Linked DNA regions of Homo sapiens: regions 2 and 3 are each linked to region 1. A link is a contact called in ENCODE Hi-C or POLR2A ChIA-PET data. All regions are on one chromosome and are shown on one strand. The core of a region is the stretch at or near the end of the contact, and the rest is flanking DNA. Distances in the headings are between cores, read along the strand shown.

Region 1 (2,700 bases), core at 166-2,665:
CTTTGATCAGAAGATAAAGCAGAACAATGCTGCGGAACTAAGTTGATTTCTAAGGGACATTCTTCTAGAGTGTGTAGCCTGCCTGGAAGTGTGTGTGCATAGAGGAGGGGCGGGGTTGGGGGAAAGATAGGAGTTGGAAGGGGGGGGGGTGTACAACAGCCAGTAGCTACAGCCGTAAGAAATAATCACATTTGTTTCTAGAATTCCCCATAGAATAGAAACTCCATCCAATTTTACCATCCCTGCGGAGGTGCAGGCATGTTTATTACAGCGCTATGAGGGATTCATCCACTCCACATTCCCCATTGCCCTAGCCCCCTTTCGCCAACCCCCGTCCCTGCCAAATCAGGCCAATTTCTTTCTTTCCAGTTATTTGCTGAAAGTTCAACTTCTCTTAGAGCCTTCTAATTATGCGTATATCATATAGGCTGATAATTTTTAGTTTAGGCTGAGAAATGCAGCCTAAATCAGTCTGCCACATCAGATTGTGAACGTCTGGATGGTGTGGACCCCCTTCTCCTACTGCTTAAAAGACAATCTTGTTGTAAAACGCTATGGAATCGTTCCTCTCCCCTTAACATCTTTGTGCCCCAGAAGCCCCATCTGTAAATGGGGATAATTTTCCTATATCTTCCCATGGTTACGTAATTTTTAGATCTAACACGTGAGGACCAAACGCTTTACAAGCATAATCTCATTAAATTCTCAATAAGAATATATTATTATGGAGGTTGCATGTGAAAATACTTTGTAATGTAGAAAGAGCCGTCTGGCTGTGAGTTATTATCAGGGGGTTATCTTCCTTACCTGGCTGTTGTGAGGATGAAACGAGACGCCGACCTGAAAGCGTTTTACGTGCTATCAAGCATTTTACAGAAACCACGTGATAGGCTACTAATTACCCACCGTATACCACCTGACCCACCGTGAGGCCTCGGTAAATACTGGTTGGAGTGGACGAGTTTAAGTCTTGCCTGTTCCTTTCAGTCTTCCAATCACAAAGTAATCTCGGCGCCGCCAGGGGCCAAGACACAAATCTGGGAACCTCAGCCTAGATGGAGGAGGGTGCGGGGTCCCGGGAGAGGGGATGAGAACAATAGGGTACTTCAGTGCCCGGGCCCTGTTTAGCGGGTCTTCGGACTCAGGGCCCGAGGGGCGGCCAGCTGGGGTGTCCGGAGAGCTCCCCTCCCCAGGTCTGGGGTGTGCACGGAGAGGCGTCCAGAGCCTGCTCAGCATTCCTCGGGAGAGAGCCAGACCCTGGTCCCCCGGGCCCGTGCGCCCCAGCGCCCCAGCTCCCTTGCTCACGCCACCCCGGCAGCGTCCAAGCCCCGCCCGCCAGCTCAGGTAGGCCGTCCGCGCCAGCCAATTCGCAACAAGTCCGGGCGGGGAAGGCGGTGCTTCCCTGTCCGGAAGTGACGTGCTGCGCTTGGCTGGCTGTGGAGTCGGCCGAAGCTTTCGGCGGCGGCTGAGCCAGCTGAGGGGAAAAATGGCTCGGACTGTGGCGGCTTCGGCGGCTCAGGTTGTGGTAGAGGCGGAGGCTCAGGCAGCTTGAGGTGAGGAGCGGTCGGTGCGGCTGGGGACGATATTCGGGGTCCTGCTCTGCAAGGGTGGAGAGGGGCCCCGGGGTTCCCGGGCTGGAAGGGTCTCTTGTCGCGGCCCCCAGTGCCTTGGGTGCCCGCGTCTGACCCTCCATCCCGTGCTCTTGGCGTTGCCCAGCCCGACTCCCCCCTCCCTCCGGGCCTTGCTTCCACCCAGGCCGTGAGCAAGTGCTGCGCTGGAGGTGCGAGGAGCCCGCGTCCCCACCAGGCCCCTCTTCTCGGGAGCGGAGGTGCGCCAGGGAGTTAGTTTTGTCCCACAGAAGGAGGGCAGGCCCCCCGGCCGCCGGCCCCCCTCCCCCGCCTTGTCCCGCGGGACCGGGCTGGAGCCGCAGTGGCCGGTCCTATTTTCTTGGCAGATTGTTAGTTCTGGCGAGTGTGTGTGTTGTACTTCTCAGTGACGGCCCCTTCTTTCACCTCCTGTCCCATCTCTGGCTCTGGGGGCCAAGGATACTTTTTCTTCTTCCCGGACCCCCCACTCCCACCGCGTTGCCTTTAGCCGCGAATCCACTTGCTTTGGGAACACTATTCTTTCAGTGTGTATTTAGCGCATCATCCTTCTGAGAGAGCGGTCAGATTAAAAAATACTAGCTTAACTCTTCCTGAGTGACGGAGGAATCATAAATAATTGAAGAAAAAGGCACATACTTATTTTCCTCACTGAATTTCTGGCTTTAAAAACGACATTCTCTAGCTGTGGAATTATTTTTTGGGGGAGGAGGGATTGAGGAGGGAAATGAGGAAGGAGAAACTAAGGAAAAAAGTCTGGACATAACGTGGAAGAGAGAGCCTGTTGTAGTTCTTTTCCTATACTGGCCCGATAGAAATTGAGGTTATAATTATATTCTTATTTTGAACAGTGGGGGTTTGAATTAAGTGAAACGAAGGAGGCCTGCCTCTTTGAACAAGATTAGTTATTAAAGAATGTCCTGAAATCTTTCCTGGTGGGTTTCAGGCAGAAAAGCTCTGTTGGGAAAATTTTTAAATCTATTGTAGCATCAAAGGCCACAGCATATAAGAGATGCAAGAAGAAGAAAGCTGTTTGTAGGGGAACGGTGAAGACATAGTAGAAAGAGGGAAGGCTGCACAGAAGTCCAGGAACTAA
Region 2 (2,753 bases), core at 203-2,702, 5.6 Mb before region 1:
ACATATCTTGAATGTGGTGATCACATGTTTGTTAAAACTCAGTGAACTCTACAATCAAAATAAGTGCATAATATTATATGTAAATTATACATCTATAAAAAATTAACCAGCAAGTATATCAAAAAGCCGACAATGGTTTCTGAGACGCTGTCACTATACATCCTACCTTTTTGTAATGTTTGAAAATTTTTACATAAGCAGAAATAACTAATAGAATGCAAAAATAAAATAAAATAAAATAAAAGCATTTGTGTGGAGACGAGATCAGTAACTTTAGTATCACCTGTGGGTTTACTGGAAATGAATCTCAGGTCCCACCTTATACTTACTAAATCAGCAAGTAAATTTTAACTAGTTGCCCAGCTGATTCTCATACTTATTAAAATTTGAGGAGAATCATTAAAACATTTCTCAGTAGATGAAACTTTATTATTTCTCTCGGAAGGATAAATGACTTCTAAATACCAGAAACTAGTGGAAATGTCAACTAATGCCACATTTATGACGCTAGATTCATCGTCATAATAATGGATTTTATATTCTGCCCTCTGTTCTGGAATAGCACTGTCACTAAGAAGGGAGAAAAGGGTGCTGATGTTTACTTGGAATTTTGGCTTTAATTTCTAGGACACCAGAGTCCCATCTCATAAAAAAAGGTAGCATGAACTACCCAGAGCTGTACCACTCATTCATTTATAAATGGTAAGGCAAGGTTAGCAGGAAGAGCTTTGGAACCGTAGCGAAGCTTTTCCATCCCTTCCCTGCATTGCTACCCACAGCAGGTGTTTCCTGGAACCTAGGCTTTGGCCACAAGCCCAGCGGTCGCGGGGCGGGGGTAGGCGGAGCTGTGGGTGAGGAAGGGGCAATGCCTTAAGGGGGCGCAGCTGAGCTGTGGGACTGGTTGGTGTCGCGAGAAGAGGGGGGCGTTGCCGCAGAGAGGCGAGGCGGGGCAGAGCTGCGGGGTGGGGGCGGGGCGTTGCCGCTGGGGCGGAGCCGAGCCAGTGGAGGGCGGTGGGGGCGGGGCAAGCGCGGAGGACCAGGGACCGGCTCCGGACCGCGCAGTTAGCGCCGCCTGGCCTGGGCCGGACCCGGTCAGGGTTCTCAAGCTGTCGTCCCTATGGGGCTGTGTTTTCCTTGTCCCGGGGAGTCCGCGCCTCCCACGCCGGACCTGGTGAGTAGAGCAGGTCCCTGCGTCCGCCGGGCCGCGCCTTGAGCACCTGTCCTCGGGTTGCGGGGCGGGCCGAGCCATTGTACCTGGTGGCGCAGGTCGAGAGCCCGCTGGGGGACCCTGCTAGCGAGGACGGGTGGACGCGTCAGGAGGGTCGTTGGGTCCTGTCAGAGCGACCTAGGCCGTCGCCTCCGTGTAGATCTCCACTTTTGTAACAAAAAGTTGTCGAAAGGCGGCTGTGGCGTCTTTCTACCTTCCACTGACTTTAGCTGCGCCGGATCTTCATAGGGCGCCGGCGCACGCAGAGGGCGTTACGCGTGGGACATTCCGGGGGATGTGGTAGATGGAATTCGGCGCGAAAAGACATTGCTTTCTCCGGGAGCTCTTTAGTCGTCTAGGAGATGTGCGTTTTCAACTGTGTCTACCATCTTTTAAAAGAAGGTGCTCGGAAAGTCGCTTATACGCCTGAGCTTTATCGGATATGTTTTTTTAATGATTTCTTTTTAGTATTTATCTCATTCTTTTACGTTCTCCCTTTAAAAGAATATGTAGTACAGAGTGTCCAATTTATAATGTCGTATTTAATAAAAATACTGGACACCCAGTTACATTCGAATTTCAGATATACAAGGAATACGTTTATAATATCGTTTTGTGCCATGCAATATTAGGGATCTAGTTCTACAAAAACATTACTCATTGCTTATCTGAAATTCAAATGTAGCTAGTGGGTGTGTGGTACAATACATGTACACTTTTTGTAGCTTTCTGTTAACAGTATCTTTACATTAGTACTCCTTACAGGGAGTTAACATAAACCTGTTTCTCTTCTCTAGCTAAAAATTAGTTGAAGAAAATGAAGTATTTTTGGGAAGTACATTAACTCTTCAGCTACTATAGATACTAAAAATTTAGTACTTATAAATTTGATGTGGGAAAGTTCAGCTTCTCTTTGTTGCTGCTGTTGTTTTAAATTAAGTTGATTTTGTTGTTCTGGCTGTCGATAAAATATAACATGTCAGATTTGTTAAGCCCTCCCCCCCATCCTCATACTATACCCTCTTCCCTTGATAACCACACGGCTCACTGCTTGGATGTCACTTTACCAGTGAAGCTTTTGCTGACCACGTTAAACAAAATATATTCCCCACAATACCACCCACCCATTCTCCCATTACTTATCTGCCATGCCATCTGACAGACGTTTACTTACTTCATTATATTTGTCTGTGCGCCCGCAATTGGAATTTGTTTCATTTGGGAGGAGACATTTATCTATGTTTTTACACTGTTGTATCCCAGCACCTAGAAAAAGGGCTTTATAATAAGTAGTACATGGTCTAGAAAAATAGCATTCACTGTTTTCTGATATGGAACAATACCTCTCATGAAATTACTCCAGTCCTTCCCTCCTACACACTGAGATTAGCCCACTTCATTTATTAACCTTTCCTAAAAACACCAGGTTACTTCAGACTCCATTTTAACCGGCAGTAACAAACCATGTATTTTCCTTTTTGTATTTGTAAACATTATTTGTTTTGTTATTGCCCTGACTAGCTTGTAGGCCTTTTTATTAAAAAAG
Region 3 (2,700 bases), core at 129-2,628, 6.4 Mb after region 1:
AGCAAAGATCTACAGATGTTGGAATTGTGTTAAAAACCTTCAGAGCCACACCACAGCCTTCTATTACATTTAAATGTCGTAGGAAAAACTGCAATTTTCCGGAAAATTGTATTAAGGACCAGGTGCTCTAATACCAAGAGCTGTTTTGACACATCAAAGGTTAAGTTTGGGTCTTTGAAAATCCTGCCTCTTACTGAACACTTTAAAAGTCATTCATGTTAAAACACACACATTCTTGCCTTTGACTATACACTGTAAAAGTACTACATGTTAAAATGGAGATGGGGACATTTTTGTTGTTTAAGTTTATGGAAGTATGACTCCATTTTAGTATAGCTACAATGTCGCAAACGATGGAATAAGGTACTCATCAATACATTACCTGGTAAGTATAAATAGTTCAACTTGCCGGCTTTGAAAAGCTTAATCCTATTTCTTATGGTGAACCTTAAATAAAATGAAAATACACAACTGACAATGTTTAACGTGCACTTAAACAAACAAAAAACAAAAAAAAACAGGAGCTAGCAATTCGAAATCCTCCAAACACCCGCGGAAGTCTGACACACAGGGTGTTTTCCTCGGTGACCGCCAGCCGGACATTCCTATGGGAAAAGCAGCTTCTTCTGTGCGGTTCGAAGAAAATCAACCCCTTCCTTTCATCACTTTCTCATTCACTCTGCAGGGGGTGGGCCAATAAGGAGCTGAATGAAGCTCCCCTTTGGCATCCGGGCGCACGTCTCGCCTCCTCCCCACTACTTTCTGGGTTCCCTAAGGCTGCCGAAGCCGAGGACCTGGAGCCGGGTAGTGTCCCGGCGCTGCGCCCGGGGGCTCCAGGCCTCAACCCGAAGGGCTCAGCCCCGGGAGAGGCCAGGCACGCGAGGGCAGCCACAGCTCCAAGGGGCGCCAAGAAAAGCAATGCTCACTCGCCACGCACAGGGTTCGGGGGAGGTAAGGGTGCGTTTTCTTCCCATATTCCCGGTGAGAAAACGAGGTCGAGGGAAAAGGGGATGATACAACTGGAGCATGGCATATGGACTCAGTGAACAAAGGGACTGGAGCAAGAAGCAGCAGCCACGCCAACGCAGACTCAAAAGGGCTCTCCGGCTTTACGCACGCAACCCTCATCTCGACAGCGCTCGGCGCCCCTTACGCCACTGGCTCAGCCTCAGAGACTTCGCGAATATGGCTTTGCGCACTGCGGCGGGGCTGCGCCGCAACCGAGCTCAGCCCTGTGGCTCCTCCTCGCTGCCCTGCGCGGATTGGTGGCAGACGGCAACCGGGCCGCTGATTGGGCGGCGAAGGAGCCATTCGGGGAGACTCTGGTGGGTTCGGCTGCCCCAAGAGTGATAAGTTCGGCTTCAGACACGCCTTAGCGCCAGCAGTGAGTCGGAGCTCTATGGAGGTGGCAGCGGGTACCGAGTGGCGGCTGCAGCAGCGACTCCTCTGAGCTGAGTTTGAGGCCGTCCCCGACTCCTTCCTCCCCCTTCCCTCCCCCTTTTTTTTGTTTTCCGTTCCCCTTTCCCCTCCCTTCCCTATCCCCGACGACCGGATCCTGAGGAGGCAGCTGCGGTGGCAGCTGCTGAGTTCTCGGTGAAGGTGAGTTGAGCCGCTGCCGCCGCCGAGTGGAGCGCTCTAAAATGGCCGCCGTCCCTGGTCGCTTCTTCTCGAGTGGTACAAAATGGCGGCCGCAGGCGGAGCCGGGTGGGGCGACCCTTTTTTAGCATTTCCTCTGCGCTTCAGATACCTGGAAAGTCTTGGCTTTTGTTCTCTCTTCCTGTTGCTGACGGAGTAGAAGGAAAACGTCAGTGTTGGCCAGGCCGCCGTGCGGTCATGGCCGGATGGCCGACGCCTGCAGGGACGAGGCCGTGGCGGACCGAGGCACGGCTGTGCTCGGACGGCGAGGGAGCGTGGCTCGGACCGCTAGCGCCGTGGCGGGAGGCACGCGGGCCGGCAGGGAAGGCCAGGCCGTTGGCGCGGGACCAGGGAACCGCAGGCGTCCCGGAGCCTGGCCTCCCGGCGGGGAGGTGTGTAGGACCTGGAGTCGGCAGGGGCTGCCCTTCGTCGGGGAGGAAAGAGAGAGTGATGATTTCTGCCCCTTTTGTCAGCAGAGGAGGCCGTGGCGAGGCGGTTGTCAGTCCCGGGGGGATTTATGGTGCAGGAGGGGGCCCGCTTGGAGGCGGCGGGTGGGCAGGAGGCCGCCTTCCTGCTTGGAGAACAAAGAGCTGGGCGCCGGGCTGGCGGGGGTGGCCTCAGCTGCTCCTCCCCGTCGAGCGACCCGGGCCTCGCGGGGAGGTTGTCGGAAGCACTTCCCTAACTTGCGCCTGGGTGGGAGGAATGCTCCGCTCTTTTGTTCCCAGGAAGGGAAAAACGGGGCGGAGGTTCCTGCTGCCATGTTGTGGCCCTGGTCTTCCGCCTGCAAGTGCTAGTCCTGTACACCCGGCCCCCTCTCGCGCGTCTTTCCACGAGCTCTCCACGGGGAGGAGGCGAAAGGGTGGACAGGGGAAAACTGCTGAAGAGCTTTCGGAGAGACCTCATCTAGTCGCTGGCCTCGTCAAGGCAGTAAAAATTCCTAGGGCAGACATTTTCCACGTGATGTTGCTCGTGTCTGTAGTTAGACTTTTCTATTGATCTCAGTGCTCAGTTTTAAAGATAGTAGAATGTGGCTTTTTCAAAAGATTCGTTCTGAGCCGTTTAAAA

The links. A loop is a pair of places that touch in the nucleus more often than their neighbours do. ChIA-PET counts read pairs that join two places held with the same protein, here RNA polymerase II (POLR2A). Pooled maps may share reads with other maps.
Region 2: a map of naive thymus-derived CD4-positive, alpha-beta T cell shows a loop between it and region 1 (11-fold over the local background). The contact joins the promoter of LINC02718 here to the promoter of PIK3C2A in region 1. A Hi-C loop is called at or near these places in 1 of 168 maps with a recorded cell type or tissue (naive thymus-derived CD4-positive, alpha-beta T cell) and 5 of 50 pooled maps. POLR2A ChIA-PET finds 5 or more read pairs at or near these places in 1 of 52 experiments (MCF 10A).
Region 3: a loop to region 1 is called in a pooled map, with 6 times the contacts of the local background. The contact joins the promoter of EIF4G2 here to the promoter of PIK3C2A in region 1. A Hi-C loop is called at or near these places in 5 of 50 pooled maps. POLR2A ChIA-PET finds 5 or more read pairs at or near these places in 2 of 52 experiments (GM12878 and activated CD8-positive, alpha-beta T cell).

Annotation. Positions count from the first base shown.
Region 1 is chr11:17,206,701-17,209,400 of GRCh38, reverse strand. It overlaps PIK3C2A (phosphatidylinositol-4-phosphate 3-kinase catalytic subunit type 2 alpha), which reads left to right and starts at 1,415. Exons shown (of 33, transcript NM_002645.4): 1 at 1,415-1,553. RefSeq lists silencers at 1,267-1,346, 1,697-1,956 and enhancers at 1,487-1,596, 1,102-1,624, 1,625-2,148.
Region 2 is chr11:22,828,113-22,830,865 of GRCh38, reverse strand. It overlaps LINC02718 (long intergenic non-protein coding RNA 2718), which reads right to left and starts at 1,452. Exons shown (of 11, transcript NR_187210.1): 1 at 1,255-1,452. SVIP (small VCP interacting protein) reads left to right here and starts at 1,065. Exons shown (of 4, transcript NM_148893.3): 1 at 1,065-1,171. The coding sequence starts at 1,118. RefSeq lists a silencer at 941-1,010 and an enhancer at 1,161-1,470.
Region 3 is chr11:10,807,604-10,810,303 of GRCh38, reverse strand. It overlaps EIF4G2 (eukaryotic translation initiation factor 4 gamma 2), which reads left to right and starts at 1,378. Exons shown (of 22, transcript NM_001418.4): 1 at 1,378-1,599. It overlaps LOC101928053 (a long non-coding RNA gene), which reads right to left and starts at 1,007. Exons shown (of 3, transcript NR_120540.1): 1 at 938-1,007; 2 at 383-447. RefSeq lists enhancers at 294-900, 976-1,025, 1,536-1,795, 2,526-2,605 and a silencer at 1,206-1,255.